2 separate regions of the Homo sapiens genome follow, and region 2 is linked to region 1. A link is an interaction called in ENCODE POLR2A ChIA-PET data of the cell type or tissue named here. Cell type or tissue: GM12878. All regions are shown on one strand. Each heading gives the region's core, and the rest is flanking DNA. Links, peaks and the distances in the headings are about the cores only.

Region 1 (4,396 bases), core at 127-4,126:
TACCCAAAGTTATTTCCATTAGGTGTTTCTTTCCTGCTGCCATGTAAAAAGATTAAAAATAGTATTGTAGACAGACTGAATTTAGGGGGAAATTTTTCGGTCCTGTGCACCATTGTGGATTATGTCTTTGAAGCTCACACTGAACTCCTCAAGCTCCATTTTAAGTGTCATTTTATCACATCCCATTCACTTGAGTCCAGAGTCCTGAGCTAGGGAATGGCAGATAATTGCCAATCCCACCATGAAAGTGTTATCTGCATATTAAACACGTCACTCAGGAATCCAGTGAATGAGTCAGAGACAAAAGTTTAAAATAAGATCATCATTCTTGCAGGTCCTCCTTCCATACATTGCAGCAGGAGTCTGTTAGGGACCATATCGAAAAATAGAATTGCAGAAATCAAGTATGTTTCTTTCAGTACCTCTAGGTGGGGAGTGGAGGGTCAGTAGGAGAGAAAATATAGGCTTTGGGTTGAGAGGGATCTGGGTTCGATTTCCCAGCTCTGTGATATTAAACAAATCAATCACTCATCCCTAAGGAGTCTCAGTCTTCTCATCTATAGAACATGGGCAAAATACTGATCTTGCTGGTCAGGAAGATTAAACAGGCATCACCCGTAAAGCCACCTAGCTCATGCCACGCATAGAGGCATCCGGTGGCACATTGCCCTCAACACTGGGTGAATACCATTTTGAGTTAATTACAGCTCTGATTTCACAGACCATTTCCAAAGTTTAATTGTATTTCTTTCATGCAGTCATTTGAACTATCTACAGCGCGTTTCTTGTAGGTTACACCTGGCTACTGGAAGACGTCCTAGGTGATTGTTCAAAGGGGCCCATTGAGAGGTGAGTGATGAGGCTGGTGAGAATTCTGTGGTGTGCTTAAGAGTCTTCTGGGCATTTGCTAAATCTAGTCAGATTCTAGGACTCAACCCCAGAGAATCTGATACAGCGTTTGAAGAGGGGACTCTGAAATTTGCACAATGAAGGTTCTCCTCAGGTACTTACAATGTAGAGGCCTTTCGCACTAGACTTCAAAACACACTGCCAGAAACATGCCCACAGAAGAACCGCTAACGACTTAGTGATATGGAAGGGGGGCAGAGAGGTGCTGGGAAGAAAAGGACATGGTCCCTGGTGAGGGTTCCACCCCCGGCCGGTGCCCACGGACCTAGGTGAGAAGAGGGACTCCTGCATTTGTGGCCAAATATTGCATTTCCCAGGACCACCCTGGCCTGCCACACTGTCATCCTGTGCCTATAAAAACCTAGAAACCCTAGCAGGCAGACACAAAGGTGGCTGGACGTCAAGAGGAGCACATCAGCAGAGGAACACATGGGTGGCTGGATGTCGAGAGGAATGCACCAGTGTAGCACAACACCAGCACACTGGCAGGCCATCGACTGGCAGAACAATGCGGAGTGTGGCTGAGGTGGTTGGAAAAGAGTCGGGCGGCCAAGCGGCCGTACTCCACGGGAAAACCATCTCCCTTCTGGCTCCTCCATCTGCTGAGAGCTACTTCCATGCAATAAAACCTTGCATTCATTCTCCAAGCCCATGTATGATCCGATTCTTCTGGTACACCAAGGCAAGAATCCCAGGATACAGAAAGCCCTCTGTCCTTGTGATAAGACAGGGGTCTAATTGAGCTGACTAACACAAGCCACCTATGGATGGCTAAACTAAAACAGCACCCTGTAATACACACCCACTGGGGCTTCAGCTGTAAACATTCACCGCTGGACACTGCCGTTAGGTTGGGGCCCCACAGCCTGCCCGTCTGTGTGCTTCCCTAGAGGTTTGAGTGGCAGGGCACTGAAGAAGCGAGCCACACCCCCATCGCACGCCCTGCAAGGGGGACAAGGGAACTTTTCCTGTTTCACTAGGATTGACCACTGGGAAAATGCCACTCATGGGAGATGAGACAGCAGCCATCCAGTCACCAGAGAGCTGTGATATCCAGTCACCAGAGAGCTGCGATATGGACAAGCATGGGATTTGTCCTGGAGCCCCAGGGGTCAAAACAGAGCCTGATGGGTAGAAATTCCAGGGAGCAAATTTCCATTTAATATAGATGAGTGCTTTTCTAAGAATTAAAGGTGTCCAAGTGTGGCCTATGTAGCTCCAGGGGAAATGAACCTTCCAACTCAGGAGAAATTTAAATTTGTCTGTCTGAGTGACCTCTGGGAATTTTATAGAGAGGAGATTATCGCATGCTCTTAGCCCCCAATGGCACCCGAATTACTCTTATTGCCATTGCTTATACCTTTAGGTCCAGTGTGTTCACTCTCACAGATATTTGTTACCCATTTACTCAGTGCCTGATTCTATGAGGATGAAGCAGGAAAGTGCTCTGCAAATCCAGGACAGAGTGTGATTTTCGCAGATGCTGTTATTAGAAAAGAAAATGTCGGGTTTCACTTTCCATATGGAAAGAGGTAGTAGGTATTTCTGGTAATGAGAAGAGAGGGAGGGATTACTCATTGGAAGAAAGAGGTAATGAGTAAGCTAGTTCCGCTTTGAGAAGAAAAATGCTTTCACAACAGCTTTTAACAGATTGATTAAGCAAAGTTTTCGTTTTGTTTCAAATAATTATTTGTTTTTCTGCCTTTCTCTTCAGAGCTGTGAAATTCTAGACGTCTCTTAGAAATAAAATGGGTTGCTACACACTTATTTTTCTCAGCTCTATATACATTTCTCCTTCTTCTTTGAAATTTGTGGCCACCATTAATGTATATAGGATGTTCTCATTTTGATTTTCAGTTGAGACACTGCAGACTTTTATGAGGGATGCTTTGGATCAAGCAAGAGACACTGAGTAGTTTCCTTCCTTCCAAGATTTCAAAGCAACAGCACCATATTGAGTCTAAACTCAAAGCCTTTGTTCAGAAGCCAGCAGCTGGCTACTCACACCAAGATGGCATTGGATGTTTTTGGAGTGGGATATCCAGGTGACATTTTAATAAAAGCTTTCATGGGCCAATTATTTAATCTATAGAGTTTTATAATTAGCTGACTTTGAAACCTTATTAAACCCCATGTGCAAGATCATGTGAAATTGTACCTCAAGTTTGATTTTTCTTTGTTGTACCCCTCTTCTCTCCTACTTCCTTGATAGTTGCTATTTGTTTGATATTTTTAAAAATTTCTTATTGACACACAGATCCATCCACAAAACAAAGTCATAAAGGCACCTTGATCTGTAAAGTGTTCTGAGTTTCTTAAAACTCTAGTACAGAATGAGAGTCTCTAGAAGGTAGAAGGCCTAGTTTTGGAAGTTGCCATCAGCATTGGATTTTTGCCGAATAGTGCTATATATGTTCAATAATAAAGTTTTCTGTTTTTGTCAACTATTTCTTATGGAACTATTCTCTGTGATGCTGAGGTTACAGAAAAATATCATTTTTCTGTCACTGTTGGTGTTCTTCAGGACCTCACTTTTAAATAGATGTCCTTTTGAAACCTAGGTGGTTATGTGCATCAGAAAAACACCTTATCCTGTGCCCCATTGGGTGACTTGGACAAAGTAACACAATTTTGGTGGGGGAAATGGTACATATTATGTTTCATAGGAGCCAGATTCCAATAGTAACCATCTGACCCTTGTGATCCTATGTTTTCAATTTTCCTATAAAAGAACGCAACAAACAGTGCTGCTCAAGCCTATTTTTCTATTAAGTGTTCTTTGATTCGTGAGTTGCTGGGTAGATTTTCCATTCTCAGTGTTAGAAGACACGAACATCAAATACTTTTCTCTTAGAGTAACTTCTCATGCAACTGTCTCATGGCATATGCTAAAAGAAAAGAAAGTTCCTTACGTATGAGTACAGAGAAACGGAGCATGATTTTAACCTTGGTTTCAGGTTTTGTTATTTAGTCTTTTTGACTTGAATATGAACTCAAGTGTTTGCTAATTAAAAGAATAAACACAGCAGCCATTGCTCCGCCAAAATACGTTTATCGAGTGCCTATCTTGTGCACAGTCCTTTGCTAGGCTCTGTTTATATAACATATCCTATTTAAAAGGCTGCTTGATAAATAAGCAGTTTGGAAATCCCTGGTGGGAGGTAGGTGGCGATATTCAGTGTAGCTTCCCCAGCTGCCACCTGGAACATGAGTCTGAGAATGTCTATGCAGGAAGATGATTAATTTCAAAAATCATTTCTAGGAAATTCTCTGGATCTTTATATAATTCCCTGGCCTCCAGGGAAAGAAGTTAAGATAACTTGAATTACTTGCCTTGGTAAAAATGTTGAACTGAATCCTGATCTCATTTCTTGCCTCCCCTTCCTTTTCTCTTCTTTCTAAATCAAAGAACAGTTTGACACTAATATGGTTGTTGTATTATTTATCTATTGCTGCGTAACAAGTTGACCCAACCTTAGCAGCTTAA
Region 2 (4,396 bases), core at 282-4,281, 450 kb after region 1:
ATTGGGCAAAGGTCTTCTCTGCCCTTGTCATTATGTGGATACGTTTTTCTATGAGGAGCACTATAGCACAGTGGTGAAGGGAATGGGTTTGGACTTGGACTGCTTGGGTTGGAATACTGCCTCCAGCATCCATTACCTATAGGACTCTGGGCAAGTTACAAAACCTCTCTGCACTGTTTTCTGCAATGTAAAATGGTGGTGGTGTGGGGGGGTGGTGTGGGAATAATAGTAATATCTGCCCCAGAAGGTTGTGGACAGATGAAGTCAGACAGCCTTTGTAAAGAGCCTAGAACAGTGCCTAGTACCCTGTAAGCCTGGGGCAAATGTTAGCTGCAGTCATTGCCACCATCACCATCATCTTGCCATCATCTCCCATCCTCTCTCTCAGAATCAGATTCCAGAAGTCATTTTGTCTCCATTTTCCTCACTGCTCTCCACAGTCATTCACTCTCGCTGTCCCACTCCTGCTTTTGAAAAGCCTCCACCCCTCTAGCCTTCATAACTAGCACAGGCCTTCCTCGCTCCAGGCTGAAATATTACAGCTTTCCCCTAGCTAGGTTCCCTGACCCCAGTCCCACTCTCTACCCAAACAACCTGCCCTCAATGCCCAGACAAACCTGCCTGAAACCCTGCTGTGTTCTTGGCCCCATTCTGCTACAATGTTTCTGCCTTCATTGTCTAGATGGCAGAGTTCAAGGTTACCTTGGGTTGCAACCCTCTCACAAACTAATTCAAACCTGTTTTCCAAACCACATTTATTCCCTCACCCCCAGCTACTGTTCCTGCTGTTCTTCCCACTTGGAATGTCGTTCCTAGCCTCTGCATAGACTCAAATTCCAAGTAGATTCCAGAACCCATCTCAGCTTGTGTCTTCTTCCCAAGGCCTTCCTGATCCCTCCATCTCTTACTCTGGCATGGGACACTAGCATCTGCTCTACTGTGGAGTGGCAGGTTTAGAGGGCTTAGGTTTAGAGACCTGGGCTCATATGCCAGCTCCAAAATGAGCAAGCGGTGAGAGTTTTGATCCAGTTGTGTAACCCCTCTGTGTCTCAGGTTCCTTATCTGAGACTGGAGATTGATAATGCTCTCTCTCCAAAGGGATAGCATGAAACTCAAGCAAAAGTACTTGTACACATTCAGATTTTTTTCCAGTCTTCCTGTGTGTTTTTTGAGGAGCCCTAGATTTGGCAAAGGTGCCTTTGAAGGCGGAAGTAGGAAACTGAAGCGGGCTAGGTTGTCAGACCTCCAGCCCCTGCCTCTACACTTCAACCAGAGCTGCGCTACCTTGATCAATTATATTTATATATTTGGGATCTGGGTGACCTTTACTTAGGAAAAAAAAGAGATCTATTCCACAAAAGAAAGAATAAGAAAACCATCTCATCTCCCAGCTGGGCGCGGTAGCTCATGTCCCCAATCCCAGCATTTTGGGAGGCCGAGGCAGGTGGATCACTTGAGGTCAGGAATTTGAGACCAGCCTGGCCAACATGGTGAAACCCCATCTCTACTAAAAATGCAAAAAAATAGCAGGGCGTGGTGGTACATGCCTGTAATCCCACCTACTCAGGAGGCTGAGACAGGAAAATCGCTTGAACCCGGGATGCAGAGGTTGCAGTGAGCTGAGATCATGCCATTGCACTCCAACATGGGCAACAGAGCGAGACTTCATTTTCAAAAAAAAAAAAACAAAAAGAAAAGAAAAAAGAAAACCACCTCTTATCATTAGTACCATACAGGCTTTCCATAATTATTTCACTATTTCACAACAGTACAGCTGGTCTCCCCAGATACATTGTAACCTCCTTGGGAGAAAGGACTGAGTCATCTTTAAGTATGTATTTTCCCTAGTTAAATATGTTGTACCCGGTAAGTACTTAAATACTTGTTGATGAAGCAGCTCTGCCTTACTGCCCACCGGTTCCTCCAGAGATCACACTTTTATAAGGTTAAGCCCATCAAGAAGTTCCTTTTCCACTTCCCTGAGCAGGCAGCCATGGCTTCTTTATCTCCTTTCACTCTCTTCTGGGAAGATCTACTTCAATCCCAGTGCCATTATCTCTCTCTACCAAACACTGCTCAGAGAATAGCCTCTGAGACCTGTTTCCTTACCAGGATTCAGAGGATCACAGATACTAGAGATGAAGGAGAAAAAAAATAAATCTATCAGGGCATCATGTCCTCTCCTTGTGCAAAACGGTTAAGTCCTGAACATTTTCTAAATATTTGTCAGGCCTGGTATTAAAGGCTTGAAGTGACAAGGTCCCTCAAGGGAGAAGTTGGCATTAAACCTCACTCTTAAAGATGACTTCTTTTACTGACTTTTCAGTTTCATGTTTCACCACTGAATCTCACTTCTCACTTTTAGTTAAATCCCTTCTAAGTAGCCAGGCTACAGTGAGTGGGGGCTACAGAAAAGCCACAGGAGGAGTCAGAAGAGGGTAGAGCTGTCACTCTGTGGGCTATGTTTCCCTCTGACTACAGGTAATCAAAAAGGATGGGCAAGGTGAAATCTTGACATCTCACTTGAACAGAAGTACTCCCCCATTCTTGCAGATTCCCCATCATTCCCATTCAGAGAGCCAAAATGCAACTGTGTAATTATAAGATAATGTCTTATTTTTGTGGCCCCACTGAGGTTACCAACTCAGACACCTATAGGGGCCCTTTGATAAGGATGGCAAACCCACTTCCTTCAGCATATTGCCAGCTCACAGGAAGGTGCATCATGTCACCAGATTATCCCCCTTTAAAAAAAAAAAAAAAAGAAAGAAACCATCTATCAAAATTTCAATGAGGAATCTCTTCATTTTTGAATGTTGGCAATGAATTCAAATTATCTTTAACCCATTGTAAAGGCACAGCTGACACCAGTCCCTTCTGTAGGAGATTTCTTCTCCTTCTGAAATCCATCGCCAATTCATAAGCAAGCACGCAGGAATGGACAATGCTGTATGTTTATTACATTTATAATTTTGTGTGTAGAAGCCTTGCCTCAATCCTCAAAATGCAGACACCTATGCTGCAGTCTTTTGCGTGGTTACATCACTCAACGTCCCCAGTACATATGTTCAGAAAAATGGTCAGGTCCTCAGGGAATAGTTAAAACTGTGCAGGACTAGACTACTTAGGTTTATATCCCTGCCTCAGTGCTTGACAGCTCTGGGACCTTGGGCACCTCAGTTTTCTCATCTATATAATGGTGATGATAATAACAGCCCTGGGCTCATAGGGTTGTTGTGAGGTTTAAATGACATAGCAGGGTGTACATCATTTAGCAAATACACTAGGAGCTTAATAAATGTCATTTGGAAGCTGCTTCACATTTCCACATTCTATTAAAACACCCAGGAACCAATGGTGCCCTCACTTCATCTCTAGATTTTGCTAAAGAGTTGGTTTAATTTTCGCCATGTCTTCGGGTTTCATTTTTACCTCTGAAGGTCAAGTTGGCTTGCTACATTCTTGGCAGAGTCCATAGCCCCTTTGATGGTAGAAAATGATATAAATGAAAAGGTCAGATGATCTTGCCTGGGTTACCTGTCATTCTGGAAGATCACAGCTGTATGCTAAACTAGATCTAGGTATGTGTGTGGGGTGGGGCTGAAGTCTACACCCATATTGTGGTAGGCACAGATATGTACCACCCAGGTTGCCCTTCAAGGAGGGACTTGGCCTCCCAACTGTAAGGTGGATAGTGATTAGCAAGCACTGTTCAGCCATTAGCTACTTGAGAATGGGCCTCAGCTCCAGTGAGCTGCTTCCCTAAAGACCATACATTTCTTGGGCAGCTTTCATTTCCTACAGAGTGAGGCAGGTGTGACAAGATGCTGCTGTTTCCATTCATCACGGAACAATCCAGATAGGCAATAATGAACCCAGGGCTCCCCACTGGCTTGGGTGAAGCTTTGGAGGGCCTACCTCAAAGTCCAGCTTCTACCTTGCCCACTCCTGTTTCTGCCCCTTCCTTTCACAGGTGTTGATGCCTAATAAACATCTTGTACTCCAGAGTCCATCTCAGCACTGCAGCCCAAGAACCCAACCCATGACACACGGGTGTACTGATGCACACACACACTCCTGAAACCCAGACAATCCTTTAAAACTATCTTTTTAATAAACAGAAACCAGCCAAGTTTGATTATAAAGAAAACCAATCGTGCATTGAGACCTATGGGATTAGCAGGGTCAGGGGTATCTATAGAGTTGGGAAGGATTACCACTGATATTTTCTTCCAATTTCTTTTATTGTGGTAGAATACACATAATCTAAAATTTACTATCTTGGCTATTTTTAGGTGTACAGTCCAGTGACAATAAGTACATTTACATTGTGGGCTACAATTGCCACCAACCATGTGCAGAACTCTTTTTCGTCTTGTAAAACTGAAATTCTATA

Evidence for each region. ChIA-PET counts read pairs that join two places held together with the same protein. Peaks named below come from ENCODE experiments on the same cell type or tissue, not always from the same donor. Only the 100,000 strongest peaks of a DNase experiment are listed, where the experiment ranks them.
Region 2: POLR2A ChIA-PET joins it to region 1 with 5 read pairs; 1 of 35 experiments calls an interaction of 5 or more read pairs at or near these places.

Annotation. Positions count from the first base shown.
Region 1 is chr3:59,383,941-59,388,336 of GRCh38, forward strand. The region is part of intron 5 of CFAP20DC-DT (CFAP20DC divergent transcript); the gene reads left to right. Among named protein-coding and RNA genes, the nearest start is that of CFAP20DC-DT, 300 kb to the left of the region's middle. RefSeq lists an enhancer at 2,233-2,292 and a silencer at 2,463-2,522. In GM12878, for the core only: no CTCF peak of the experiment used is centred there; a DNase peak (open chromatin) is centred at 2,441; H3K4me3 peaks cover 572 bases; H3K27ac peaks cover 2,629 bases.
Region 2 is chr3:59,837,646-59,842,041 of GRCh38, forward strand. The region is part of intron 8 of FHIT (fragile histidine triad diadenosine triphosphatase); the gene reads right to left. Among named protein-coding and RNA genes, the nearest start is that of CFAP20DC-DT, 750 kb to the left of the region's middle. In GM12878, for the core only: no CTCF peak of the experiment used is centred there; a DNase peak (open chromatin) is centred at 2,356.